Linked DNA regions of Homo sapiens: all the other regions are linked to region 3. A link is a loop called in an ENCODE intact Hi-C map of the cell type or tissue named here. Cell type or tissue: heart right ventricle. All regions are shown on one strand. Links, peaks and the distances in the headings refer to the core of each region. The heading gives the core; the rest is flanking DNA.

What was found. A loop is a pair of places that touch in the nucleus more often than their neighbours do. Peaks named below come from ENCODE experiments on the same cell type or tissue, not always from the same donor. Only the 100,000 strongest peaks of a DNase experiment are listed, where the experiment ranks them.
Region 1: a loop joins it to region 3, with 5 times the contacts of the local background. A loop is called at or near these places in 20 of 110 quality-filtered maps.
Region 2: it touches region 3 in a loop (4-fold over the local background); 7 of 110 quality-filtered maps call a loop at or near these places.
Region 4: a loop joins it to region 3, with 4 times the contacts of the local background. A loop is called at or near these places in 14 of 110 quality-filtered maps.
Region 5: it touches region 3 in a loop (2.3-fold over the local background); 16 of 110 quality-filtered maps call a loop at or near these places.

What each region holds. Positions count from the first base shown.
Region 1 is chr4:173,750,238-173,756,307 of GRCh38, reverse strand. No RefSeq gene overlaps it. Among named protein-coding and RNA genes, the nearest start is that of LINC02269, 140 kb to the left of the region's middle. In heart right ventricle, for the core only: a CTCF peak has its summit at 3,469 (motif pointing right); no DNase peak of the experiment used is centred there.
Region 2 is chr4:173,432,237-173,438,306 of GRCh38, reverse strand. It overlaps a transcript of SCRG1 not described here and the pseudogene LOC124900814. Among named protein-coding and RNA genes, the nearest start is that of SCRG1, 36 kb to the right of the region's middle. RefSeq lists an enhancer at 2,752-3,254. In heart right ventricle, for the core only: no CTCF peak of the experiment used is centred there; no DNase peak of the experiment used is centred there.
Region 3 is chr4:173,987,202-173,993,271 of GRCh38, reverse strand. LOC105377543 (a long non-coding RNA gene) reads left to right here and starts at 2,306. Exons shown (of 4, transcript NR_188468.1): 1 at 2,306-2,565. In heart right ventricle, for the core only: CTCF peaks have their summits at 2,222 and 2,962 (motif pointing right); a DNase peak (open chromatin) is centred at 2,251; H3K4me3 peaks cover 669 bases; H3K27ac peaks cover 1,394 bases.
Region 4 is chr4:174,153,504-174,159,573 of GRCh38, reverse strand. All of the region lies in intron 1 of LINC02268 (long intergenic non-protein coding RNA 2268), which reads left to right. Among named protein-coding and RNA genes, the nearest start is that of LINC02268, 64 kb to the left of the region's middle. In heart right ventricle, for the core only: a CTCF peak has its summit at 3,154 (motif pointing right); no DNase peak of the experiment used is centred there; H3K4me3 peaks cover 397 bases; H3K27ac peaks cover 1,331 bases.
Region 5 is chr4:173,761,236-173,767,305 of GRCh38, reverse strand. No RefSeq gene overlaps it. Among named protein-coding and RNA genes, the nearest start is that of LINC02269, 130 kb to the left of the region's middle. In heart right ventricle, for the core only: no CTCF peak of the experiment used is centred there; no DNase peak of the experiment used is centred there.

The DNA.
Region 1 (6,070 bases), core at 1,106-5,105, 240 kb after region 3:
AAACAGGTCGACCCAACACATACAAATGTGGTTAATGTTGCCACCAGAAACCACTTTTTTAGTGAAAAGAAAAACGGTGCTCCAGAACTAAAAGTTAATCAACTTCACTGGTAAACATATGTGTATGTGCACATATATGTATATTAATGTTGTTTCCTAATGAAATAAGTATAAAGTAATTTGTATATAATATTTAATAGTTCCTTCTACCTGAATCAATAAAGTATATTTTAGTCTAGTTAAAGGCAAAATCCCATAACATGCTACATTCTATTTCAAAATCTTACTATAACAGCAACATGTTATTGAATGCTTTGACCATTTTCATTTATCATTTCTCCTGTTATTATCATTAGGTATGATTTGAAGAATGTACCATTGCATAGAACTAGCAAATGATTAATAAGACTTCAATTTTTTGAAATTAAAGAAATAAGTCAAAATGTAAACTATTGTTGCCTCATCTGGTCTCATTCGTGCATGCCGAAGTTATGATATATATGCATCATTTTCTCTGATTCATATTCTTCATTACTGAAAAAATAAAATTTTTTTAACTATTCAAAAACTGTGCATGTTAGTGAATATTCTGCAGAAGAATTCTCTATTGATTATTGATATCACAGGCTGATTCATCTGTCCTTTTAGGTTGAACTCATTAGTCCTTTGTTAATGAAAAGGAAATAAACAACTGGTTTCTACTCAAAGCCGGATGATCCGACCATATACAAAATTAAAGATAACTGAAAGAGGACTAGCTAGGCCTCAAAGTCCCACAATCCTATTGCAACTAATCATTTTCACATATCAGTCTCCCAATCTCTGTCCATATGCATACAGATTTTCTACCTTATTTATTCATTTATTCAACATTTACTGAGAATCTACTATATGCTGATTCTGCTATAACAAACGCATGTGCAATTTTGTATTTGCTTTACAACTGAATGAGAGAATATACATTTTTATCATATTCCTACCAATATTAACTTTTAAATCACCATTTTACCAAAATATAAGTGTCACGTTAAATATAACTGTTATAATATAGAGATGTATGTTGGTGCACCCATGTAGTCCCAGCTACTCAGGAGACTGAGGCAGCAGGACTGCTTGAGCTCAGAAATTTGAAGTGAGCGTGGGCAACATAGTGAGACTCTATCTCTAAAAGAGTTAAAAATAATAAAAATAATAATGAATAAGCAAATAAATAAACTATAGATGTAGGATTTTCAGTTTTCGCTTTCGTAAACGATTCTTCTTTACAAAGGAGTATAATACAGTAAGCAAGGTTTAGGCTCTGGAGTTAGGCAGATATGGTTCTAAATTATGGATTTGCCACTAACTGTGAGAACTGGGGAAAATTAACCTCTCTAAGCCTCATTTGTGGAATAGTGATAATATGAGTACTATGTTCTGTGGTTGTTTTGAGGATTAAATGACATCATATGCATAAATTCTTAAGACGGTGCCTAGCACAAAACAAATGTCACTTGTACTATTTTTATTTATCTCTATTACCCATCCTGTGAAAATGCTTATTCTCCCATGTTCTCTCCTTCATGAAGCTTTTCCTGATCTTTCCGATTGAATATGCTCTTTTTTTCCAACGATCTTCCAAAATGTTGTGTTTGTATTGTTTTTATAGCACTTGACACTTTATATTTTACTTTCAAAATGTGTGTATATTTCTTTTATCCACATTGTCAGATTATAAACTCCTTGACAATTCCTTGCTAACCTTTGCCTCTGCTGTTGGTGCCTACCACAGAGTCTTACACATTAAATACATACTCAAGGCCCAGCACAGTGATTCACACCTGTAATCCCAGCGCTTTGGGAGGCCAAGACAGGAGGATCTCTTGAGCCCAGGAGTTCGAGACCAACCTGGGCAACATGGCAAGACCTTGTCTCTATAGATAGATAGATAGATAGACAGACAGACAGACAGACAGACAGACAGACAGACAGATAGATAGTAAATATTTACTGAAAAAAATAGTTGAAAACATTGTGAGTTACAACTACATTCTGCAGATGGAATAATAATGATACAGATACTTGATGTGTTTTCAACTAAAATGCTTTCAGTTGATTTCAGTTTTCAATTAAAAATGGTGTATTCCCTTTGTATGTTACTCTTATGTGTGAATTAAAGGCTATTTTCCTACACCAAGCCCCACCTTGTTCTTGGATAATTTCACTACTTTTCTTTTTTAATTACATTGACCACTTGCAACTTTTTATTTGAGGTAAGTTTCTGTTTCCCCTGGAAACCTATAAATATGTCATCTGGCCTGGTTACAATTATTTTCGTTCCCCAAACAAATGACCGTTTCTGAAAATCCTATTCTAATATTCTAGCTTATCAATGATCCCTTACTTTTTGCTAAATTTAGTTATGCTATTTTTATAAAGTATCAGAATTATTTTGTTCTTTTTGCAGATTGCTTTTCTCTATTTACAAGTGTATGCAATATCTATAATCATGTTAATTAAACTTATGAAATAGTTTCTACACACCTTTTCTTTAACTATGTGAGAGATTTAAAAATGAACAGTGACTCACAGCTCTTTTAGCATGACTTGAATTCCAGAATCTTTGTTTCACATCCACATGTTAACCATAAGTAACATAATTATAAAATAATTTGGGAACACGAAGCAATCTGATTGGCCTCCAGCCATCAGTTTATGAACTTATCAACATAATTTCATTCTTATCTCTAAATTGATGACTATGAATAATGACTTTAAAATGAAATTGTAATTGTATTAGTTATGATTATCTTTAATGAATGAATAAATGCAAAAATTATTACACTACAGAGACACACATTAATATAATCAGTAATGTAATGATATAGCACAGTAATTCAGTGCTTTTATGTAGCCAATGTATAATATATAGACACATCATTAAAGAAAATTTAACTCAAGTTTTTGCAAAGATCCACAAAACTCTGCAAGTTATGACAGAAAAACTAATAAAAGTGTGTGTCCTTTTGAAAACCTCCAAATTAAAATAAAATTGCCTCAATTAGAGAAAGTAAGGCAAACTATTATTTCTGTTTCTAAAACTAATAAACATCTTTTCATAATTTATCTCATGATTATCTTTGGCTTCACAAATTTTCTTTTATCAAATATCCCCATCATAGTTAAAAGTGAAGTTAAAGCATCAACATTAAAACTATTATTTTCCTACTTGCATGGTACTTTATAAATCTGAGGCCATTTCACTTGCATTATCTCATTTGAAAGTCATTTTGCCTGTGTCAGCCTTCAATGGTACTGAAAAACCTTGTGTTACAGTGTCATTTGGTTCCTAGAGCCTCCTTGTAAATTCTCCCTGTCACAAGTAAACTCTTGGCCTTCAATTTTACCAATCATGTTAGTTACTAAGCTATTGCCCCCCAGCCCCAAACCCTTTCTTCCTGCTTTTGGGGCCTTGCAGCTCCAGTTTCCGCATTGCAATCAGCTTTCTTTAGGATCTGCCAAGAGGGGGCGCTAGAGAGACTGAACGGCAGAAGGAGGGAGAAAGGACTTGTTCTCATTTGCAGGCGGTCTCCCCTTTCTTGCCTCAGTAACCACCCTTCACCCTGGAACGTGATTCCAGTCTCCAGCCCATTTTGCAAGAGCCCCAAAACCAGCTTCGTTGTACCTTCAGAGGTGCAGTCCCTGCCAGGCAGTGCCCGCTCCTCAGAAGAGTCTCCAACCTTACGGCACCCCTTCTGTATGACTTTAGATTCTTTTGTCTTTTGATTTAATTTGATTTTCATTTTGATTGTCAGTTATGTAAAACAGTTATGTAAAACATTACATAGCTCCAAAGTCATCCCTGCCTTATAGGTAACCTCATGCTAATTCTTTTGAAAACGTAAGAAAATGCTATACACTTTTATCACTCCTTGACCCTCTGTTACACAAAAAGTAGCTCACTCTACACGCTTCTACACTCTGTTCTGTACCTTACTTTTTTCCATTAAAGATGAATTCTGAATGTCATTCAAAAGGAGCATGCAGAAATCTCTCTGATTCTATTCTATGATGAATCATACCATATGCCCTGCAGAACATCCCCCATTAATATTTTCTACCTTTCGATTTTTAGTATCCCAAACTGTAAGTTTTAGCATTCAAACCCACAGACACCTCTCCAATACAACTTTATTTTTTGGCCAGTTAATACAGGTAGAATACATATTCGTGTCCTCAAACCTCAATACAACTTTTTAAACAAAATGATGTCAGATAAAGTCTTGAGTCTCCATACACAGTTGTCAAAATGGCAAAGCCTACATGGACTTTCAAAAGGGCATATGCTTCAGGAAGGCTGCTGCTGAAGGTAAGAAAAGGCACTTTCCCCGGAAGTCGCCATATAAGGTGACTGTTAACAACCACAGTAATTGGTTATTAAGAGGTGGATTTTTTAGGCATTTTACATCTTTACATGATCATTTATTACATATATGTTATTCACTGTGTTTTAGGAAATTGGTTGAGGCTTTAGGTTGATAGATAACCATTCTAATGACTCCTTTTAATATAATGAAAATAACAAGCATTTCAGACACCTTTGTTAAGCAAAAAAGGGCCTGTGTTCCATGTGTCAATGTTCTCTAGTTTATTGAACCAGTCTCTTATCGATATTTAAGCTATTTCATCTTTTAGTATTATAAGTAATTCTATGAGGAACAGTCTTGACCATATGTCACTTTGCATTTTTGGAACAGATTCCTAGAATTCATGTTGCAGGATTGAAGGGTAAATGTATATGCAGTTTTGCTCAATAATGCTAAATCCTCCCACCCCCAAACCCATTGAAGCTGATACCACTTTGCATACTTATTTCATCAAAACCTCTACAACAGAGTATAGTTTACAAATTTTGGGATCTCTGCCAGTCAGGTGGGTGAGAAGTGTTATCTCAGTGTAGTTTTAATTTGCATTTCTCATATATTCAGTATATTTTTCTATGTGTGAGGGTCATTTTTATTTCTTTTTCTGAGAACTATCTGTATTTTTTCCCCATTTTCTCTAAGGTTTTGCCTTTTTTCTCAATTCTTTGAAGCATTTTATGTGTTCAGAATATTACTCTGTGTCAAATTTATCACTTTTTTCCTTATTGCTCCTGAAATATTTCATGCATTTAGATCTCTGATCCATTTGGATATCTACCATATGGTGTGATAAATGGATGTAATTTTATCTTTTTTTCATATGGTTATCCAGGTGTTCCAAAGCCATTTACTGATTAAGAACATACTTTCCCTCTATTATCAGAGGTTATCTTTATCAATATTGTATGTTAGCTGCTTTACCAGATTTTCTGTGTGGTTCCATTGGTCTTTCTGTCTACTCATGTGCCCATACCACAACCTTTTAATTATAGAGGCTTTTTAATATATTTTAGAAAAAGAAATACATTGCTTCTCTTCTTACAAAATTTCCTGATTGGTATTGCGTGTTTATTCTTCCATATGAACTTTATAACCAATTTGTGTAGCTCCAGAGGGGAAAAACTTCTGCTATTTTTATTGGAATTGAATTAAATGAATAACTAATTTAGGAAGAATTAACATGTTTCTGAGGCTGAGTCAGCTTGCCGTGACTAATTTTATATCTTTCTATTTAAGGACATATTTATGTCTTTCAGGCATGTCTATAGTTTTCCTCATATAGGTTTTAAACATTTGTATTAGTTTTATGCCTAGGAATTTTATTTTGCTTTTTTCCTTTTATTCTATTTTATTTGTTATCATGTATGGAGTCTGCTTCTCCATTATATACAAATAGTAAGACTATTGATTTCCCACAAAAACTATTGATTTTATGTTAGTTACATATCTTGCTATTTTATTAAATTCTCCTATTTGTAGTTTTTCACAGTTTTTTTTTGTTTTCAAGATATATAATCATAACATCTGCAACAGAGGTAGTTTAATCTCTTCATTTCCAATGCTCATGCCTCCAATTTCTCTTATCTAATGACATTGGCTAATACTTCCAATTCAAAGCTAAATAACAATTGAGATACCCACTGTCCTTTCTTGGTCTTGACTTTATG
Region 2 (6,070 bases), core at 877-4,876, 550 kb after region 3:
TACAAAAAAATACAAAAAAAAAAATTAGCTGGGCATGGTAGCAGAGGCCTGTAGTCCCAGTTACTCTGGAAGCTGAAGTAGGAGAATCACCTGAGCCCAGAAAGTCAATACTGCAGTGAGCCCAGATCATGCCACTGCACTCCAGCCTGTGCAACACGCGTGAGACCCTGTCTCCAAAATAAATAAATTAATTAATTAAAAAATAAAAAACTTAGTTGTCAACCTTAGGTTACCAATTTTTGCTATGAGAATGGCTGAAGCTACACAACCACAATTTTGATCAAACCAACTGACCTTTCTGATAGTGTCCATAGCAAAGCTACAAAGTCTTGGTGTTTCTTGGAATGATGTGGTATAGCAGGCCTTATGGATCAACTGAAGGAAAGCTAAGTTCAGTGTGATATTTGAAACCGTTCTCTCTTTGTGCATCTTGGCACTGCCTATGTTTTTTCATTTTATTGTTGCTGCTGTTTTTAAATCCGTGTTTCTATACTGTCTTTTCCTGCAATTAAGATTAAGGTAGCCAGGCGGGGACTATGTCTAAATTGTTTATCTTTAATATATAAAGGAAAGATTGTCATCAGCCTGCTTAAAAGATACCATATATGAACTCAAACAAGATCAGCCTTTGGTAATTCTAGCTTCTGATACAGCTTTTCTTTTTTTCTGTTTTCTTTTCAGCTAATGTATGACCCTAATAAATTACCACTCTAATTGGGTGTTTGCTCAGTCAATTGAAAAATAGAGTTATTTAGGAGGGCAAATGAGTTAATAAGACCTTTTGTTTTTCTTAAGGCATCTCTTAAAACCTAAACATTAATTACAAACCATTATTACAAACCTTCTTCCCTTATTTGATGACATCCTGTGGCTAAATGTTTGGGCCTTTCTTTGTGTGTAAGTTATTGCGTTAAGTACTGCCAGATCAAATAAGTGGTATGTGCTTTATTAAATATGCTATTCAGCAGGTGAGGTTTGAAAAATTAGAAAGGATGCCCACACTGTTTTGTTTTGACCTACTCTGTGCGTGTGTGTGTGTGTATGTGTCTATTTTGGTTTGTTTTGAGTGTCTTACATAGTAAATTGCCCTAAGATTGCTCAGTAACACAACTTCATGCTCTGGTAAGGTGGGGTAACATTTGCTTCTTCTCTAAAGTTAGTCAGCAGAGAGCGTATAATAGAACAAAGACGAGGAAAGCAGGAGTTGATGTTAACATAGAGACTGCCTTTTATGTCTTCCTGGATTCCGCAGAGAAGAATTGCAGCCTCATTACTGAGCAATGAATGTTTCTGGTTATTTTGGGTATGGAAGCAAATGAGAAGGGGAGAGGGGAAAGCCAGCAGCAGGCTTGGACGGCTAACTAATCTATTACAGTCTGGGGAGATGCTTAAATGAGTGAAGCAATTAAAATCAACACACCTGGGACACCAGGGGAAAAAACTGGAGAGGAGTAATTAGTGAAAATCCAAACACATAAACAGTTGTAGTGTCTACACGAAGCCTGCGAAGTTGGTGGTTCAGCCAGGCATGAAGGTGTCTTACTCCCTTACTGAAAAACAGGTAAACGTACCCTACAACACACACAAATGATTTGTGTACAGATGCTGACATGGCTTCCAATTTACCCATCCCACATACACAAATAGCTTATGCACTTTAATGGGCAGTATATATGTTTATACCAAAAAAAAAGAACCCATAGAGAACGATTGTTTTGCTTCAGTGTTTGGTGAATGTTGATGGAACTTAGTAAAATAGAACATTTATGACCATGAGAAATGGCTCTCTGGGGAGTCATTTCCCTGCCCCCGGCTGGAGGTAAAAGGCTACAGTGACAGCACTAGGTAAGAGAGGGACAGAACAACAGGTTCTGCGAGTTTGAGAAGCAGAGGCTGCTCTGACTGGGTGGGTGGTAAGAGCATCAGTCCTGAGCAGCACATAACTCAGAGAGAAGTGATGGATTCGTGTGGAATGTGGACATAACAAAGAGGGTAAAGCAAGAGCAAATTATGAAAGTGCACTTGAATCACCCAGTGTGCTGAGGACTTTTCCTGCCAACAAGATTCCACTACTGAAAAGCCACACGCCTGGTGGATTTCCTGATCAAATCCAGAACACTAAGTAACACGAACTAACCCAATGATATAACCCAAACCAGACTCCACCAGGCGATTGGCTGACTGAATCAATTAGAAAACGAGGAGTTTTTTTCATCCTTTTAATTGAAATAATTAATTTTGTTGTTTGAGTTAAAAAGAATTTTAATATAGTTAAATCATTGTGCCAGTGTATTCCAGCTGTTTCACTGCCAAAACTGGGGGCAGGGGCTGCTTCAGTTTCTCTGCCTTCTCTTTGTGATGACCAAGTTATAAAGGTATCTGTTGCACTGAACTTGTAAATTCACATTATTCTTATATTTCTTGATCCTGAGTTATTTGGCATCCTTTTGTCTGTGAGCAGAAAGTCCTTGATTTTCTTAATTTTGAGAGGCATGGCGACAAGACAGGTCTGCACCAGCAGTGCCAGGGAAACACCCTTTTCCCCTTTCACAAGAGTGTTTAAAAAACCTCAAGACTCTCCTTTGCTCTGTATTTCATTTCAAAGTCACAAAGCAAAAAAAATGGACTCTGACTAAGTTTAAATTCTACTCTTTCTTGCTGCCTACCTTGGCGATGTTCTTATATTTATTTCATTTTCCATTCACCTGACAAGCCCCTGGCAGTCTCTGTGGACAGTTTTGAAGTCACCTGCCTGGTCACTGTATCTCAGACTCACACACAGGTAACAGCCTGGGAAAATCACTGATGAGTGAAAGGCCCACTTTAGACACTCATATCCCAGCATCCTGAGAGCAGGGCACCCCTCGGAGCCCCGGTGACCAGACAGGGATGTCCGACGGGTAACCACAACAGAACTTGCCAGGACCTCCTTGGTTCTGAGGATTCATGACTGGCTTTGACACTGGGTGGAGGATGATCAAAAGCCCTTCAAAAATCAGTCTCCTAGGGAAGCTCCATTGTCTTTCATCTTTTCTAATCCAGTGTTTTCCCAACTGCCCCCTGCCAGGATAGGGACTGTCAACACTGTATTGCTCCTAGCTCCTCATACTTTAAGTGGTGGTGGAGGGGAAGTTGAATCTAAGTTCTTTAAACACACACACACACACACACACACACACACACACACATAGATATATATGCATTTATAATTAAAAGATTTTTATTCTATATAATAGTGAATCCTAAATCTGTTAATCATTGGATTTCTTTGATCGCATAAGGTGGTTTTTCAAAAAATATCAATTCCTAGGATCCCAATCCTAGCATCTCAACTAAGACCCCAGCCTGAACCCCTGGGCCTGGGATCAAACTCAGCAATGTGGAGTTTTAGTGCTCCCCAGATGATCCTAATGATCACTAATATTTACGAACCTGAGACTTAATTTAGTTATTTTTTATATTTATTTATTTATTTAGAGACGGAGTCTCACTCTGTTGCCCAGGCTAGAGTGCCGTGGCACGATCTTGGCTCACTGCAACCTCCGCCTCCCAGGTTCGAGCAATTCTCCTGCCTCAGCCCCCCAAGTAGCTGGAATTACAGGCGTCACCACGACACCCGGCTAATTGTTTGTATTTTTAGTAGATACAGGGTTTCATCATGTTGGCCAGGATGGTATCGAACTCCTGACCTCAGATAATCCACCCGCCTAGGCCTCCCAAAGTGCTAGGATTACAGGCGTGAGCCACCACGCCCGGCAATTTAGTTATTTATTAAACCAAATATTTTAAAATGTATCTTTGGAAATTCCATTTAGAACGTATTGCTTGCACTTCACTCCTGATTCCAATACTTTACCAAGTCACACGATCTCCTTCCCCTTTCTTCAAATATGTGGTTTACAGTTGTGGCAAATAGAGGCCTGAGAAAGGATTCCTTTAGTTCCCTTTTTACTAAACTTGTGCAATAACATAACACCTTAAATCAAAAAGAAATTAATAATTCTACTTTTTACCACCCCCCAGATCATATCCTATTATCTCAAGGGATATTGTAAAATTTTTGAAATGAAATTCCTCTGAGTTCCTTAAATTTCTAACATTTGAAAAACACTGCTTTAGATTCAAGGAAAGAATTCAAGGCTTCTCCTCCACTGTCTCCTCTACCCACCTTCCCACCCTGGCCCCATCTCAGAGCCACTCCCTTGGAGGACTGCATTCTTTTCCATCGAGGTCCGGTCGAGAAAATGGACACCACACTAGGTATTTTAACAGAGGGAATTTGATATGGGAAGTTTATTACAGATGTTGAAAGGCTAAAAAGCAAAGAGGCACTAAGATAACAGAGATAAGTAAGAAGCAACTACCACTCTTAGGGAAGAGGTTGGAGTTTCCAGAACTGTAAGTTAGATGAGAGCCTCATAGAGTAGGGACCCATGTCTTGAGGTGGGGCCACTGCCAAGTCATTCCTGATACATCAGGAGCTTGTAGGACAGGTTTCCTGGATCTGGGGCTCTGACCTCCGACAGAGGCACTAGCTGGAGTCCACTGCTCCTTCAGACAGATTGCAGTGAGGTTCTAAGAGCAAGGAAAGAAGCTGAAGACAGAAGATGACTAGTGCTGCCCAGAGAAAGGCCACTGATAGGGTGACACCTAGAAACAGCAAGCAAACAGAAAGAAGGGAAATCCCCATCCCTCCTCCTGCAGTCCAGAGTCCCTATAGGGCATCCTAAGAGGAAGCTCACAGACCAGAGCGAAATGCACTTTTCAGAGTCTTGGCCCCTGCATCACACAGCAGAGTGTACAGGGCGGGCTATGTCACTGAGATTAATCCAGCACAGGATCAGACAATCTCTTGGGTCAGAAGAGCAGCAGAACTTGCATTGGTAAACACAACAAGCTTAAAAGCTTCTGTTTTCATGACTATGTTTTTTGGAAGGTCAAATAAGTTTGGGAGAACTATCTTTACAATTTGGAGTATCACAAAGTCTATTAGTATATTAAAGGATCAGAGAAGTCTTGCAGTAAAGGAACTTGCTTTATTTTGTTTAATTATTTCTAAAATTTATTCAGTGTGAATTCCTTTCCCCCCAACACACATATAATATTCCTCAGAACATGCAAACTGTTCTAAATGCTGCTGTAAAAAAAAGTTACTAAAGTCCAAACTGCTTTTGTTGGTTTGCTTCTAAAGCTAGGAAAAAGAGAAAAGAATATGTATATAGGTGAAATCAAATAATTGGGAAGAAAAACAGAATATCTGCAAAGCATTAAATCCAATTCTATTTTTTTCATGCTTTCTGATATCTGTAAAAGGGAGATCCTCCTCTGCCCTTTACCACACCATTAGAGAAAAAATTCCTCATGTAATCCTCAGATAAATCATGAACCACAAGCTATAACAAAGACCACCAGCTTCAACCAAATCTAAGAGAACAGGGTAGTGTTACGTGAATCTGTACAAATAAATCACACAGCACTCTGAGATGCCCAGCTGCCTTAAACATATAGGGTAGCTTGAAAATTATCCTGCAGAGCAAAGAGTGGCTGTATTTCTACTCAAGAAGGTAAAAAGAAACTCTACTCTCTCCCTTTCTATACATTTTAGGACTATGACTAGTTTCCACTCCCTCCATGCCTGCCTCAGACAGGAGGAGGCACCTGACAGAACCGAAACCTAGAGTGTGGCACACGGTAAACTCTGGGGAGCTGGGCTGGAAGGTCATGTAGACACATGGGCTGAGGCCAGCATTCAGCAGATACCGGCGAATGGGTAGAAAGTGGGTAGAAAGAGTTATCCACAAAGACAGATACTGAGAGAAAAGGAATGACCGGGATGGAGGGAGTGGGGAGAGACAGGAGAGGAGGAAGAAGGAGGAGAAGGAAGGGAGGAGAGGGAGGAGAAGGAGGAGTAAGGGGAGGAAGAGGAAGAGGAATCTCCCTTTTATAGATGTCAGGAAACATGAAAGAGGAAGGAAGGAAGGAAGGAAGGGAAGGAGGGAGGGAGGGGGGGAGGAAGGAAGGAAGGAAGAAAGAAAGGGAATAAGGAAGGAAGGAAAGAAGGAAGAAAGGA
Region 3 (6,070 bases), core at 1,289-5,288:
ATTAATGGAGAACTGGCATCATCCTATTGAGACATCCAATGCTAGAATAGGGAATGTCTTTCCTGTTGTCATGAATACTTTTACTTCCAATAGTATAGTTTTCTTCTGTGAATATTTATTGTTAAATATATTCCTATGATTGCTTTTTGCCGTTGCTGCTGTAATTGGTTTTTGTTACTCCATTAAAAAGATATTTTAAGAGTTGGGAAGTTGTCTTTTATTTACACTTTTCCATCATTTGCTACAGCTTGCATAGGTGTAATTAGAAAGTTTAGTTCAAAATAATGTAAATGCTTGTTTTCTCCCGGCTTTCATGCCCGTTAAATCATCTCATTTATCTGCATTTCTTTATTTTTCAATTTGCATTTGCAATGCTTTGGGATAAACAATTTTTTAAGGAGTATATTAAACAATTGAAATTTTAAATAATTATTTCAATAATGTAATAAATCACTTTTCCAGTAAAGTCTTGTATTGTTTCTGAATTTTAGTGAACTCTCCCTGGAACTCTACGCTGTCTTGCGAATCACAGCCAAAATTAAATACTCATCAAGAAATAGACTGTTGTGGACAAAGGCAAGAAATGTTTTTTATTTTCATTATGAGAGGGACCAAGTTACAGTTTATCAGTTATGTACAAAGTGTTCTGCAGAAAACCTAGTTTCCTGGCATCATATTTATTATTTATTCTAGTGATTTATGTAGCTCAGTGACCTGGACAGATTGCTTCATTTGCCTATTTTTTAATCTAGCTCTTCCCACAACCCTATTTGGCTATGTTTTAACCATGACATGATGTTCGTACATGCCCACAAAGTGAGCCTACTTCCTTTGATCAACAGAACAACATCAAATGAACCTATTTTGGCTGACACGCAGGAAATATATTTTTCTCAGATGAAGTATGAATTATAGTGCTATATAATATGCTATTCAAAGTAGGAATTCCAATCTTTATTATTAAACAAGTCTTTCATTATTGTTTAAAAGATATGTAAAACAGCTCTTCATTGCTGTATTCACTTCCTGTTAAGTATGAAATACGCATATTTTTCCAGAAGGAGATTTTAAACATTATTTTTATTATTCTTAATTAATAACCATTGTGGACCTCAAAGTGTGAGACGTCTTGGCTGTAGCAACCCAGCAACTTTTCGCACATAAGCAACCTCATGTTCTGCACAGACAAAACTAAGAGAATAATCAGCTTTTGCCAAAACACAGTGCCCTGTCACAGGAAAGAATCATCTCTGATCACTGTCTGATCTTATTTCAGAGCACCAGGCATTGCAGATTACCGGAGAGATAGTTTATTTTTTCCCATAAGTCCCATTGCTAGAATTTTAAAACCCAAATTAAATTATTAGAACATCACAGCAAAATCCTGTTGTTGTATATTTTGAAAGGAAAAACAACAGAAATAGAAAAAGCAACCAGGAAGAGTGCTGTTAATTTCCTGAATATATATTAAATATTAATTTACTTAGATTCCCACTTTGAAAAACAAAGTAATGTTAGCCTACAGTTATAGCACTAAAATTATCTGTAAACATTTAAGAAAGTTTTTACTTTTGCCCCTTCAGCTTTGAGAAAACACATTATCAGCTATCTAAATGCAGACGATGTTGTATCACCAACATAAAAAGCAACACTCTGCCATTGGCATTTAGAGTTCTGACCTAGGTTATGGGCTTATAACACCATCTCCTTCCAGGAAGATTGGCTACATGCCACCAAGTATTTAGATACATATTACAAAAACAGGCTATCTGTACATCTCTCCCTGGAACTCTGCTCACTTGTGAACAACAGCCATATCTGGAGATATGGCATAATGTCAACAAAATATGCAAATACATGAATAAATGATTCCTTCTTTATCTGGCTATTTGGTGTTATTTATCACAGGCCATTGTAGCATGAGAAACTCCAAGAAATTCTGTTTGGAATTTCAAAGTTTTCCTAGGTTCAGCTAAGGATGGTGTGGGATTCCCGCTTTGGTTCCATTTTAATGACATTTTTGTGTCTCAAAAGTACTGAAACAGGAAGGTTTTCTGGGAAGGAAAGTATTTGACCAGGAGAATTTGTCTTTTGCTGTCACAATCTTCAGCTACCATTCAGCTAAATGTTGTTTGGAATAATACGGCCTTAATGCCCCTATCTCCTGCTGAATTGCTCAGACGGGTAGGAGATTAGAGTGAAAAGAGGTGCCGGTATTATCTGTGCGAATGCGCCAGGGGTCACGCTACACTAACAGGGCCGCCCCAGTCAGGGTGACAGAACCCAGCTGCTGGCTCCAGGCTCCATCGTCAGAAGGTTCCACTTACTGCAGAACTCTGTCTCCAGAGAGCGTGGATTCTAACTAGTTTTTTTCCACCTCTAAAAAAGTGGCTAGCTCATCATTATTGTCCTCATTTTTTAGGAAGGAACCACATGTGAAACCACTTACCTGTTTAACCCTATGAACTTGAAGAGAACATGTAATGCCACTTAAAATACCTAAGCTCGGGTTCTGCCTTCAGCGACTCCTGGTAGTAGTGCCCTTATGAGCCATTTATCAAGAAGGTAAGGTATTTGATTTTTTAAAAAATGTACACACATTCTCCACCATCAGATTTGATGTGACTGCATTCTACAAATTGTTTAGTTCTTTTTTATTTATCCTGGAAAAAAAGTCACATTCTCTGCACACGGATCATTGTGCACTTGCATTTTAACCTCCAAGAATCTTCTTGGTACTTTTTTTAATGTTTAAGGAAAATAGTTCCCATTTTTCCTCTGAACACTGCTTATTCATGGTAATCCTTTTTCTTTGTAAGATGGGAAGAAAATTCCCAGTCTTGTCTGGCTTAGGGCTAATTGTGGAAGCAGCTCTCGTTTGTTTTCTTGTTTGTTTCTGGGGGTGACATTCTTTGGGTCAAGGAACTCAGAATCTGGGATGCTGACTTTGCCAGTAGAGGGAGATAGAGCTATCTAACAGCTTTACAGGGCACAACCTAAGGCCAGACTAATTGTTTTGCATGAAGTTGTTTCTTAATGCTCTATCGATAATAAAAATTTTTTACATTGTTTTTCCTATAAAAGTGAAGAAGTAAATGAAACCATCCAGACCCTTCGAGGAGAACAAGTCAGGAGAAGCTTACTGGTTTACAAAGTAGTCTTGAAAAGTGAGTCCTTTTTGAAGGACAATTTTTAAAATTATGTTTATTAGACAACCATAATTTAAAAACATTATTAAAACAAAATTACATTTACACAGGGCCAAAAAGGGTGGGGAAAAATTCATCCTGGAGCTAAAAGCCCAAGGGAGCCCTCGGATTTGATTACTTATTACATGATAGGTATTTAAATGGTCTTGCTGTGTTACCGCATGGCATAGATTCTTCTCATCAGTGAATGCACTTGCACTGGGGAAGAAAACGCCTATGAAAGCATTTTTGGTGACCTATTTTTTCATTTATCAGCATTTGCAATTATAGTTAAGTGCTTCCAAAACAGGGTTTCCATCTAAGAAAGGTCCTGCTTTTATGTGATGCTTTTAACTTTTCAAAGTATTTTTATATGTACTATCTCATTTTAAAGTAGATCTGACACAACCCCAATCTATTAAGGAAGTGACCCTTTAAACCTAAAACACTCTGGCATTTTCTGAGCTAGACTTATCTTAGCTACCATTATAAAACTTAATGAAAGTAATGGTGATACTAAAACTTCCATATTCAGAACAAAATTTATCTAGGTAGAAGATTTGCAAGGAGCCATTCAGTTATTCTTTTAACATCCAGGGAGCTTTTACATTTTTATTTCAATCAGTTGAAGTTATCTGTTGTTTGCGTTAAAAGTAATACTGTCAAGAATTTTATTATGGCCACCACTGTGGCCGATAAACTGAAAATTTTGTAGAAAAAGGTTTTGTGAGTGTGTCCAGACTCATCCATAAAATAACAGGAAGTTTGAGTTGTCCATTTTTAAAGGTATTTTTTAGAATATGATACATTTTATCCTCTTGAAGAATTGCACCATGCCCTTTTTGAAGCATGTGCTCCCTCCATGGTATCTTAAGAAACACTGGATATTCCAACACTGTTTTTGATTGTCTAAATTTCTGTAGCTAGGAAACTGGGATGTCTAATCTGGTTCTTGTCCATCTTCTGGAATAACAAGGCCATTTTGTTACAGGCCAGCAGAGATATTGACTCTGTCAAAGTTGTTGATTCAATTCTGAATAACCATCCGAATGTGTATGGCTGAGTGGTTGTGCATTGAGTAGCGCTGAAAAATGAGGATGCTGGGTACAAGCAGTAAAAATCAATTGCTTCAGCTGGGCTAAAATTTCCTGGGGAAATGTTTTTCCCCAAGCTTGAGCCAAGTCTGAGATAAAAAAGCACTATTCTCATGTCCCGAAACTAAATTAGCAGAGAATCTGGGCTGGTTCCTTGATATTTCCAAACTCTGTCATTTTCTCTATGATTTGCTTAATTTTTCTAAGTTCGCTGCGCTTATAAATTCTATACAAAAAATTATTAATGGGGCTATGTGTAGTTAACATGCACAGAAATACATGTTCTTTTTTTTTCTAATTTAGGCAGGACACTGGAGCAGTTAATTTTGATTTAGTAATGTTTCCCATGCACTTTTATCATAGTGTAAGAGAGGGAATTATTTTGAAAGAAATTGCTTTTTACTTTTAAAATTTATGACATTCTTTGTTGGTTGAACTTGAGGAAATAATAGATTAATGGAGAAAAGTTACCATGTAAGTAACCACCCATTTCAGGAAAAAAATACTGATTTTATGTTTAAACAATTTTTTTTAATTGTACCTTAGTGCCAACATTGAAGTATTTTTAAATTTCATTTTATTATAATTGTAATTAATAAAGCCTGCAACAATCATATGTTTCTGTAGGTACTTATAGGGCTTTTATGAAGATTTAATGCAATAACTTATATGAAAATACTTAACTACATACAGAAAGTTTCTAGTTACTATTACTGTAGTTATTTTACTAAATATATTCAAGGCATCTTTGAGGTTCAACACAACCTTAGGGTTAGAATCTGAAACATAAAACAGAAAAAGACTGTTTTATCCAAAGGACCCAGATGAACTTCTTGAAATTAGTAAATCCCATGATATTCCTATTTTAATAAATGTTGTAAACTTAAGAATAAATATATGCGACCACTTTCAGATATGGCATTGTCTTTTTCACATCTTTCAGCTTCCAAATACCTCTGAAGTGCATATTTATGCTTTACTTAGCTGAGAAAACTGAGGCCGAAAGAGAGGAAGCTAATCGTTAAATTTCATAAATAGGTTAGTCTCAAAATGGCAATTAAATTTAAATCTTCCAATTTCAAGTCTGAGATTTCTTCCATAGCTCATTCATAGTTCCTGGTCTTATAGCTTCACATTAATTATTATTATCAGATTGTTTCCTTAATTTCCAGATATCTATACCAAGGTTGTGCTTTAAATGGAAAATCAGATGGCTGAGGTTTACTGACACATTTATTCTCTCTATAATTTCCTTAAATGTATTTATTGAGCAACTACTATGGGGTCAGATGCTATATAAGATGCTAAGAACAAAACAGGCAAAAACATCTGCTATCTTGGAGTGAACCTTCTGGGGTTGGGGAGTAAACTGGCGGTGGCAGGGGAGAAGAAACAAGACAAATAAGTAAAATATACAGTATGACAGAAGGAGCCAAGGAGAAAAATAAAACAGGCAAAGGAGCTAGAGTCTCAAGTGATGGAAGAGCTGCAGTTTTAAATAGGGTGTCCAGGCAAGGCCTTGCCAGGAAGGAGCCATTTGAATCAGGACCTGAAGCTGAGGAGTGAGCCTGGGGGAGAGCTGGAAGAAGAGGATGTTAGATTGCATGGCTGTGAGTTCCGGGAGGAAGAAGCATAACAGGACATGTTGGAACCAACAAGCAGCCCCTGGTATGAGTAGAAGTTCAGGTCAAGAAGTAGCAGAGGCTAGACCATGAGCTCTTACTCATAATGAGATGAGAAGTTATTGCAGGACTAAGGGCAGAAAAAATGTCTTGGTCAGATGTGTTT
Region 4 (6,070 bases), core at 899-4,898, 170 kb before region 3:
CAAGGCCATCTCTGAACCCCATCCTCTGTGCCTGCTGCTCCCCTGCCTGTCCTGACTTTCCTACTGACACCCACTGGTGTATGTCCCAATGTCTCTTCAAGGTCAGCCTGGATGCTGACTCCTTTCCATCCATACTGCTATTCCCGCCACCGTTTCTCCTCCTTCTGAACTCTGTCAGTGTAGATGGTCTGTTTTAGTGAATTGGCATTTAATCCTGCATTATTTCTGCTTTTATAAAGTTTTCATTTGTCCGGTTTCTCCAACTTTAGGACATGAGACCTTCCTTATATGTACCTTTTGATATATTTTCACACATGGAATTTGTCAAAATTCAATAATTCAGAGAATTTTAATAATACTTTTGAACCTACTGGCACACAATATTTTATAAACTTGCTAATACTCTGGTCTCCAGAAATAGTTACTGAAGCTTGCCAAAGTTGCTTGATTTCTCTTTGTACACAAAGGATTTGAAAAATTGTTTTCCTCCTCAGTATTAATTAAGTCCCAACATATGTCCCTTAAAATACAGGACACTGGGATATAAAGCCACCACCTAATTAAGGGAAACAAACATGAATTACCATTGCTGGACCTCCCTTCTCCCTGCTTTTCCATAGCTGTGGCCCGTTGGGATCTCCTAACAATGTGGAAAAGAGACCGACTGATATTGCTCATAGAAATATCGAGAATTTTGTTGCTATCATGACACATGGCTGGACACCATAAAATTTGGGCATGAACCTTTTCACCTGGTTCCAAATACTCTTTAAGTCTCTGTCCCCTTCTCTGACTAGAATAGCCACAGTCATAAAGAAGCGTGCAGCCTTCCATGGTCACTTGTGTCCCTAATCGTGGTCTATTTTGCCTGGAAAGTCTCTGTCCAGCAGCCTGCAATGAACTTAACATTAGTGCCCCCTGCCCCCAATTCGAGTGTTGAAATCCTAACTCCCAATGTGCTGGTATTAGGAGGTGGGGACTTTGGGAGGTCATTAGGTCATGAGAGTGGATCCGTCATGAATGGTAGTGCCTTTATAAAAGAGACCCGAGAGCTCTCTCACTCTCTTTCTACCCTGTGAAGATACAGCAAGAAATATGACCATCCACAACCTGCATGAGGGCCCTCACCACAACCCAGTCATGCTGGTAACCTGGTCTCAGACTTCCAGCCTCCAGAACTGTGAGAAAATGAATTTCTCTTGTTTAAGCCTCCCAAGTCTAGGGTAATTTAAGAACTCTAACTAAGACAGAGCTTGTCCCTTGTATGGATTTTCAAGCCTAAAACTGCTGACTTTGAGAGAGGTGATGAAAGGAAAATAGCTTTCTATATGGTTTGGGAGACTGGGGACATATGGGTGATGTTGGTGAGTTAGTGACTGCAGGGATCTGTGTGTGGTGGGGTGCTTGATGAAAAAAACTTGGAAAAGAATTGCTTTGTTACTAAATAGAACTGAGATGATACAATTTTTAGGTATAATTATGAAGCTTAATTATTACCAGGAAATCCTAGCTGCAATGTTTTATTCCTGCCTTTAAGAACATATTTGTAGATATTTTCTTTTCCCCTTTTTGAGTGAAGAATTAGCATGGGTCAAATTTTCTTCAGTTTCATCTTTCAGTAACACTTTTTTTTTCATTTTTCTGCTACTATTTACATGCACTTATTAAAAAGTCACCTAGTCCATTTTATTGTCATATTTTAATCAGTGCCTTTGCAATATGGACGTACATGGCCAAAGAAGCAATGACTCAAATATGAGTTTGTGAATACACCCTCAAGAATAGGCACTCCATGTAAAGATACAAAATGATAAAATATGTGGCTTATATGATTGCAAGTTAGTCTCAAGAAAATAAATACCATCTTTTGTATTTTTAAAGGCTCTGATTCTCGCTTTGCATGATTGATTGAAAAAACTAAAGAGAATTTACTCATTCACAGAGTTAACATTATTCATACACATATGTATTTCGCTCTATAAAATAGTCTCCAACTCTCCTGTTGCTATTTTTTTCCATTCCACAGACCTCATTACACTAAGTAAAAAAATAAATGGAGTAAGCACGTACGTGAGGGAGAACTTTACAAGCAGATAAGTCTTCCACCGTTGAAACCCTGCCAAAGTCAAACTGTGCAGTTTATTTTCAAAGAAAGAGTGGTTATCACTTGCATACACCACTCCAGCTCGCCTCATGCCAGATAAAATTAATGCCTAAAAACTTCAACTTGACTTTAAAACAAAACCTTAAATACTAAAACCTGATCTTTATCAGGCTGTTATAGGAGAAGATGACATCTCTACGCCAACCGCAGATATCTATTTATAAAAGAAAGGAGTTGTACTTTGGCAATCATGTTGCAGACCAATAAAACAATCTAAACCACTCCTCAGACAGCATAATCTACATGACTGCATTATGCTCACAACATGAAAAGGATGAAAAATAACTGACTATTCAAATATGTATTGATTTGGATCATTAGATTACAGTTATGTTGGGGCATATCTCCAGTAACTTTTCACTAGCATATTTTCATTGCACAGTTGAAGCTAGTTAAATCTGCTCCATTGATTTCTTATTTCAGTGAACTGCTGGACATTTTTGCGGGGAGGGAGATTAAGTAGTTTATACAGTGACACAATAACCAATTCAATTTCTAAAATTAGAGTCTAATTATAAGGTGGCAAAAGCCTTGAGGACATAAAATGTGTTAGCCAAACTAAATAGATTGCTTTACATAAAGTAAAAAAAAAAGTGAAAAAATTTCGTAGTAATATTTTAAGTAAATATCAATGGAGTAAGTGTGACAGATAACTATTTCTTGTTTCATCAGGAATTATACTTTCTAAATAGTTATACTGATCCAAAATAATAATGGAATTAATTTCAAATGTACATGTATATATCATGATATATACACAAATCACCATCTTCATAAATATCACTCTTTAATATGTGAAATTTTTGGTATTTTTATATATATAGACCAGTTATACAGTGACAGGAGGTTGACCATAAGAAAAAAAGACTGAAATTCTTTGGCTGGAAAGTGCCGTAATTACCTTTCCCGTTTCAGAGTCTGTTTCACATTGTGTGACTGCTGTCATGTTCAAAAATAAGTCCCTTATAAAGTTAGACACTAGGTGGCAATAGAAACCCCCCTTTGCTGCCTTTGTCCATTACCTTGCATTTGAAATCCACTCTCTCTTATTGACTTTTAAGTTTCACATAAAAATCAAAAACAGGAAAACAGCCACATTTCTATCACTCCTCTCTCATCATAATATTCCCTTTCTTATGATGAAAGATTATGTTTCAGGTGAACCAAAGTATTTCATGTGCCTATGATGCAGGATTTGGAAAATAAGTTCATCATGTTTGTTACATTTGTCATTTGCGTATTTAGCACTGAAGATGGTACGTTTGTTTATAAATGCTAAACAATGTATTAACATTTTATTGAACCAAAATAAGTTGTATGCTTTAATGCAAGCATCTGTGTATGATACATCAAATTCAATTCATGAAATACCATAATATTGATGACTTAGGTACCTTTTTAGCACTGCATTTCTAATAAGGATTTTCTCCTAAAGTGAATAACAAGAGGCGAGCTTATTGCCAATAAAGATTAAAGATGTGCTTTTCCCAAAATAATGTAAACTGGGAGGAAGAGAAGTATTCAGAGAACGAACAGAAATTTAATATGATAGTATTCATTAGTATTATCCATAAAACCACTGTCAGAATATGTTTAAATTTTTATATAAAATGGCATTGAGGGTTTCAGGGGGAAAGAAGGGCAGAGTATTTGAATAGTGAAGTATCAGTCAAAATGAACATTTATTTTGTCGGCTGGCTCTACTGTATTGCCAGCACATTTACCTTGTTGTACTACACAAAGTAGGCTGACCACCAATTCAATTCAAACTGCTGAACTTGATGTATGGGGTTTGTATGGTTTAAGCCCCTGGTTACTTTCAAGTTTGCTTCTCTTGTTCTTTACCTGGCCGAGGTTTACATGGGTTGAATTGGGAAGGAATTTTTTTTCCAGTGAAATGATTATAGATTTTTTTTTTAAGTTTGGTATCTGGCCAGGTTTCTAAGATTGTCTTCCTGATTATTTGCTGACAGTATTAATTGATGATACTCTAGAGACTGAGTAATTTTGAAAATAAGCATTTTCACTGTATCAAATTAAAAACTCATTCCAGATTAAAGGAGTCGAAAGAGACAACCAAATTCACTGTGTAATTTTTTATTGGATCCTGGATCAGAAACAATAAAGCATTGAGGAACAACTGTCTACTAGATAATATGTTTCTTGGGTATGTTATATTATGGTTTTATAGGAGAATATTCTTGTTCTTAAGGTGATATATGCTAAAGTATTTGGGGCTAAAATGTTATGTTGACTGCAACTAACTTTCAAGTGAATAAGCACAAAAAATATACATAGAGATGAAGAAAGAAAAAAGCAAATGAAGCAAGTTGTTAAAAAAAGGATGACCCTAAGATATGTTGGTGTTCATTATATAATTCTTCACATCTTTCAAAATAAAAAATTGGGAAAAAAATCAATCAACTTTATCTCTGGAAGTACACAATAGAAAATATGTATTACTATTCTTTTATTTCCTACTTGTCCAGAATGAATCTATCATTTTCTCTAGATGAACTGTACTCCAGATATTCTAAGGTTAATATTTACTTGATTTTTTGTGGCTGACAAAAATTTTGTCTTAAGGGTAAGATAAGAATGATATTTGTTTCTTGAACAGATTGTAAGGCATGAAGAAGGAAAAAAACCACTTGTTTTTATAAGAAAATCTGTTCCTTCTTCTATAATCCCAACTGTCCCAAGCTGAATCACTAGGCATTGGATACACAGTGTGCTATCGGAGGCTGAGTCATCCCTGCTGCAAATCGAAACTGTGGATCTGAAAAGAATTTTCTCATCTAAACCAGAGCTTCAGTCTCCCAGGTGATGTAGTTTTTATGGTGTTATCAGTTTAAAAAATTTCCTCATAGAACGTATGCTTATAATAATCTAAATTCCAGTAAATAATATGACAGAAAAAGCATTTGGAAATATGGAATAGGAATTTTGATGACCACGTCTTGCTATGGAAAGTTAAACCAGCTCCTGGGCGAGCATGTTAATGAAGAAAGCTGTTAACTGTTATATTTTTATTCAGCAAAACAGCCATTAAATATTGTTTGTTTATAGTACTCCACCTTATTCAAAAAGGAATTTGAGGCCAAACATGTAGTAAAAGAGCATTTAAGATATGAGTAGTTTGAAAAAGGAAATTATATTTATCACATTAGCACAGGGTAGGGACATAAAAAATATCAAAATCCATGTGTCAGGCTTTTAATAAACAAATAAAAATTCAGTTTCGAGGTGTATCACATGTCTTCTGAATGGAATCCTAGAAATAAAATACGTATTTTGCTTTCTTTGTTGAAATAGAAAAGTTTAAGCTATATGGTTAAAAAGAATAAATATATGTCATTTACATATAAAATATATGCAATGTAATATGCATAACATAATTATTATATGTAGATATATAATTGTAGTACATATAAATATTGTACTATATTTAATTTATGTATGAAATATATATTTTAAATAATATATTTAATTAATATAATTAATATATTAATATATTTTCATTACTCATTTGCTTATCATATATCTATAAATGTAGCATTTTGAAATTAATTTGGCTTATAAACATATTTATAACTATTTAAATAATATAGGACTTTATTTTAGACAAAATATTAATTTTTCCAGAGTGACCTTATACAACTGCCATTCTCAAACCCTGATATTTGTGCTTATAACTTTTTTCATGACTTTATAATTTTTTCATTAGGTTTCTTAAAAATTGAATGTAGCTCCCCTGTTTCAAAGTATGGCCACATCATGGGGTCTCCTGGGCTTTAAATCACTTTCTGAATGTGGATGGGGTGTGTCTACTTATTCGTAGTTGGATTTATCTGAGAAAAACCTTTGTAGGAGCTAAACATATATATATTTTTTACATACCATATA
Region 5 (6,070 bases), core at 641-4,640, 230 kb after region 3:
TTAAAATAAATACAGTTGAGACTTATTTAGAAACCATTTTTACATGTACAGGCTCATATATAAATGAGAAAGTGTGGAAGTCGACTACCTTAAAGTCATCATGCAAAACAAGTCCCACATCCACCAGTTAGTAAGCTTCCAACTATCTTGACTCAAGTAGTTGCAGATTTTTAAATCAGCATGTGTTTTTCCATTAAAGAGATAAAGATTTGTACCAGGAATTGTGTAAAAGAGACCTGCAACCACAGCTAATGATGTCTGTTTCCCATATCTGCATTATATATTTGTCCCTAAATCATTAAAAGTAACTGAAACTTGAAAAGCAATAGTTAATTACTACAAAAACTTGGGATATTATAAAATAGTACATACGACATGATTTTTGTAGACTTCCATGTGGAACATACATACATTTTTTATGAGTTTCATTCTTTAGCCCTAGAGCATTACATTTAAGAAATATCTTCTGCCTAAATTATATTTTTAAAATCTTATTTCTCTTGATTATTCCTCCAGAAAAGAAAACATATGCATTGTTTCATTGCTGTAAATATTTTATGTCCAAAAGAAGTGGCCAAGCGGAAAAAGACAAGGTTATAGTCACATCCGTGGAAAAAAAAATCGGAATTAGATTTTTGTAAAAAAAAAAAAAAAAAAAAAAATAGGTTGTAGTCAGATATAGGTAGGTGCTTTGTTCGTCGCCCAAGTCCTGTCTAAAGAGAATGCAAAACACAAAGCCCTGTATGCATTATCTAGAGGAAGCAGCTGCAAGAGTGATACAGGGCTGATTCTTATAAACAAAGAGCACCAACAAATCTGTTTGAGCATGAATATTAGATTTGCTGAGTTCTGCTGACATCACCATGGGAGATAAACATGTTAGGAAGAGTGGGGCAGCTTGCTGTTGGAGAGGTTGCCAGAAGAGATAAGTGAGCAGCAAAAGGCAAGTGAAGACATGATGCCCATCTTGACAGTCTTGTATATGACTGAGTGAAGTGCCATGTTAAACACCACTAGTCTAGAACAAGTGGATCAAAATGAACTCTGAACCTTTGTTTCCTTAATAGCAACGGACTAACAGCTGTCTGCATCTGGAAACTGTGTGAAAGTTCTATACAGCTGTATCATAATAAACAAACTAAAAAAAAAATCTCACAATCTACTGTTCCTTTTACATTCTTGCTCCTTCTCTAGCCTCATTAACTTGTAATTTTACATCTAATTATGTTTTATTAATTTATTATTTCTGGACTTGAGAAATAAATTGAAAACACATTGAAAAAACAAGTAAGTCTCCAACAGTTGTTCTATTTTTCTTGTATTTGTAAGTGCATGATGACCAGGACCTGAGAAGTATGGGGCTGTCAGCTTACATGATGTGAGCTTTTGGCAGTAAATGGAGCCAGCGGTTGGCTTATGGAGTGGAGTGGGGGTGCGGGCGGACGGGGACCAACACATTGAGGCTGTGGAATATGATTTACCTGCTCTGGAGCTCTGGGGTCTACAATTTCATAAATATAAGTGACAAATTATCAATAAATCACTCTTTGGTTCACCATAATGCATACTGTTTATTGAAACCCAGGTCCAATAAATATGAGTCGCCCTTTTTAGCAAAAGCACAAGAAACAAAGATGACAGGAATTACAAACAGAAATGAAAAATGGGAAATAAGCCCCTGGTCAGCAGTGAACCTTTTTCTCTTCAATCCATTCTGAGACCACTGGATTCTAGAAGAAATTTTTATATGTGCACACTTGTTTCAAAATATCATTTAGTTTTCATTTTGACATAAAGAGTTTACAGAGTGGGGCAATGTAGGTAGTGCTTGGCCATGGAAAGGTTCTACTATTTTTTAAAAATCATTTCATATACATAAAATTCAGTGAGATTCTGCTGAAATGGCCATAGCATGAATTAAATCTTTCACAATGTTTCTTGGTTTTCATATGCAACAATGTCACCGTTATTTTCCCAAGAAAATGACCTATAGTAAAATTAAGAAAAAAAGCAAAAACACTTACTTAAATAAATGCAAAATTTTCTACTGAAGAATGGAAAGATGTAAGATAAACTAACACTGAAAGCAATTGGTGATTCACCTTTAAAACTTTACATACATGTTTCAGCCTTTGTTTCACACATATTTCTCCAAGACCAGAGAGGGGATTACTTATTATTTATCGTTGTTATTCTTTATTTATTGCTTATTATTTTGATACACTTTTACACACAATGTGATTTATCTCCTATGTTCTAAAAGTGAAATTAAGAAGTGTTGCAGTCAATGTTGTTATAATGCCCTATAACTTTACAAACTCATTCAGCAGCTGGAAGCAATTGACACAGGGTAGCATTTGACTTGAACAACACTTTAAAAAGTCAACTTGAATCTTAATTGAAATACTCTACATTTCACATTGGATATATGACCCAATTCTAATCTTTTGTTTCCTTTTAAAAAGCAAAGGCAGTGAAGTATTTTGCTGTTTGTGAGATTGTGTATTCTTATTAAGTGACAATATTTAGTCTAATATGGAGTTTTTTAAAAAATCAACTCTCTGAAACATACTTCTGTGTTATCATCAGTTATGTATTAGTAATTTATTTATATATTATATAATATAATAATTTTATTTATATAATAAATTACTAACACATAAGTGATTACAATAACTATTTGCAAATATATTAATATAGTCATATTAATTTTCCTTATGGAAAAACAATATAATAAATTTTTAATGAGCAAAAATGAATCATAACCTGGACAGCATATAAAAATAATGTTTCGTCTTTTGTATATTATAACTTTTGAGCCTTTCTCTCATATGTGCTTATTTACATAACTGCTTCTAACATTCGTTATACTTAAGGGCTCAATATATTTACTTACATATTTGTGATGCTACATGTTTTTATCTAAACCGGCCAAAAACTATTACGTTAAAATAACTTTAAATGTGATCGAAAAGTTAACGAATTAACAACAATTCGTTACTAAGAGCTAATGCTCATTATGTGCAAACCACTGTTCTAGCAGCATGAGCCTTCTATACCCAATATCTATATGGTAATTACTATTATCGTGTACATTTATCAGATGAGGCAGAAGAGGTTAAGTAACTTGTTCCAGGCATCATGCAAAATAAGCAATAGTGCCAAGCTAAGAGAAGGGGTTCTACCAAATTTCCCTTATTTTAACTACTATGGGTGTTTCTGAAAGCGTATATGCCAATCGAATGTTTAAAGTGGAATGGCACATTAAGTGCAAACTAAGTATTTAAACAAGCAATTGGTTTTATGATAATAATGTCCCAAATTTATCCGTTTATAAATATGCATTTTATTTTATTATGTTGAATTATTCAGTACTCTTTGGTTGTCTAGTGACAGAAATGGCATTCAATTTCATTGAAGCAAAATAGAGAGTATTATTGACTCCTGTAACTACAAAGCCACTTCAGGCATGACCAGATCTAGTTCCAAAAAGGTGCTAAGCCTGCAGTCTCTTTCTCTCCCTTGCAACCCGGCTTTCTTCTTGGCTAGTTTCATTCTCAAGCAAGCTTGGTGTTCACTGGCAAGTCCTCATTTAAATTGTCCCTACAACAGTGATACATAACAAAAACAAATAAACAGCTTTCCCAGCAGCTCAAGTAAAATTCCCAAAAGATAATCCTCATCCGCCCCTGTTGTGTCACATGCCAATTTGTGAATCATCGCTGTGCCCAGAAAGAGAAGGTCCTTTGTCGTCCAGGCCTGAGTGTGGCATCAGCCTTACCCAGACTGAGACAAGGGATGGGGTGCTTCTTCAAAGGATATGGCTACCAAAAGAAAGGAGGAAAATTGGTGGTCAGAAAAAAAGTCCACAGAACTCCCAGACACAAGTTCTCTCAAAATGATTTTTAGCTCATTAGAGAAATCTCTTCAGTGTAAATATAACATATGGTACTGAGTCAGGTAGAGTTCAGTTGCAGAGAAGAAAATCTGCTCTAGCTAGTTTAAGCAGAAAGGGATTTATTACAGGGTTTTAAGATGTATGTTTTTCAAGGCAAACAAAGAAACGGAGTTTCTTTAAGGTCATAGGAAATATGCTAAGAGAAGGTTAATCTTTTTAGTGTAAAAAGGTTGTTTTTTGTGTAAATATTCCATGCGGCGTTTGGAATACTGCATTTCCTCTTTCTTCTCCTTTTAGGGTGACCAGTGAGTCCTGGTTTTTCTGGGACTTTCCCAGTTTTAAAACTGAAAATCTCACATCCCAGGAACCCTTCAGTCCTGGGCACACTGAGATGGCTGGTCACCTGCCTCACCCTGTCTCTTCTAGTAGTGACACCAAATAGACTCTATTGGCCTAAACAAAAACCTGAAGCCAAGCAGAAGTCATAGGATCCAAAAGGGGTAGGTCAGGGAACAAAAAGATTTAAGAAAACTAAAGCTATTTAGTAAAGATAAAAATGAAGAGACAGAGGGTCCAAAGTGACTAGGTCTCCTCACAGGGCACATCAGAGGCCACTGCGTGGAGCTGAGAGGTCCCAAACCTGTTGAGGAGTCGAAATCCAGTAAAATAGGAGCTAAGCCCAAATACCCATACCCATGGGATCTGTGTGGGTTGGAAGGCTCAGCTAGACCCAAAGATCTGCTGTGTTTGATTTAGTAACTCCAGACTCCAAGCATATGATGGCCAGGCTGATAGGAATCTTGTCTGATAGTTGGTTTACGTCCCCTTCCCTTTTAGTATTAAGGGGGAAGCATTAGATATACACCCCAACTTTGCACAATTGGAATCATTTCTGATATTGACTACAAACCCCCCCACCTTCAGGATATAAGTGAAATCCTTATGAAATCCCTCCCTGTTACCCAGCCCCCAGTCATCTCCTGTTGGGCATCCCATCCAGGGAAACTCTGACTTCCTCTCCCCACCTCTCAGATTTGGGGGATTTCTCTGGATTGGAGGGAGGGAAGGAGAGAAAGACAGCAAGGGTACACTTTAACTCTTCCTGGCCTCCATCTAATTTTACTGTACTCCTAAAATCCTTCTTTCTCAGGGAAGAGGCTGATGTACTTCAGCATAATAATTAAGCAAGAGATAACTAAAAGTAACTTTCGTGCTGCCCACTGGACATAGGAGCTAAATATAGATGCTCATATCCTCCCAGAGTTCTGCTCTTGGCCCTCCCCTTCAATCCATCACTTCAGTGTTCCTGTTAGCCGTTAACTGCCATGCTCTTTACAACTTACACCCTGGTGACCCCCAAATCATCTCGCACCCACCACGCTTGCTCTTGAATTATCTTAAGCTCCTCAGGTTGCCAGACTCTGGAGCTCATGCAGAGTCTACCTCCACGCTCTCCAAAACCATGTGTGATCCTTTCCCTCTTTCCTCAAAATCCCTCTCTGAGACAGCTTCACAATAGAAAGGACAGGTACTCCTATCTCCTAATTTTACCAAGAAGGGAAATAAAATCCAGAATGTTGAAGTGACTTGTCCAAGGCCACATATTTAGTCAGCGGAAGAGCCATCCTAGTAGTTGGGATCCATAGATCCCACTTGATCACTCTAGTACTTTAGGCTGAGTGAGGTCTGGATCTTACGACACCCAAAGACTGTTCTTAAAATAAATTCAGTTTTATTACTTTCAAATATATATCATAAAATAAGGGTTTTTCTCAAGTATCTGCATATAAAAGGCATAATATTAATTTATAAATACAAGTAATTGAATTCCACATTATTTATGTTCTAAAGCCCAGCTAATTTTATCTTGCAATATTATTAACACTGTTAATGTGCCAAGCGCACATGAAAATTGGGCCAAGGGGAGAACCAAAGAGTGACGATTTGCACAGAGCTGGCCAAAACCAAGTCAGAGCTGGCGTACCGCACAATACAGACAAGTTCTCAGAGGTTTTTCCAGGGTCAATCCCAGTTGCTCCTCCATTCAGACAGATTTTCCAGTCATGCTTACATGCACCAGTGCTTGGTGTGGGAGATATTTTTTTTCCTTCTTTTTGTTTTTTCCCCCCAAAGACCCGTGGATTTCTACAGGACATCCTTACATTGAAGAAT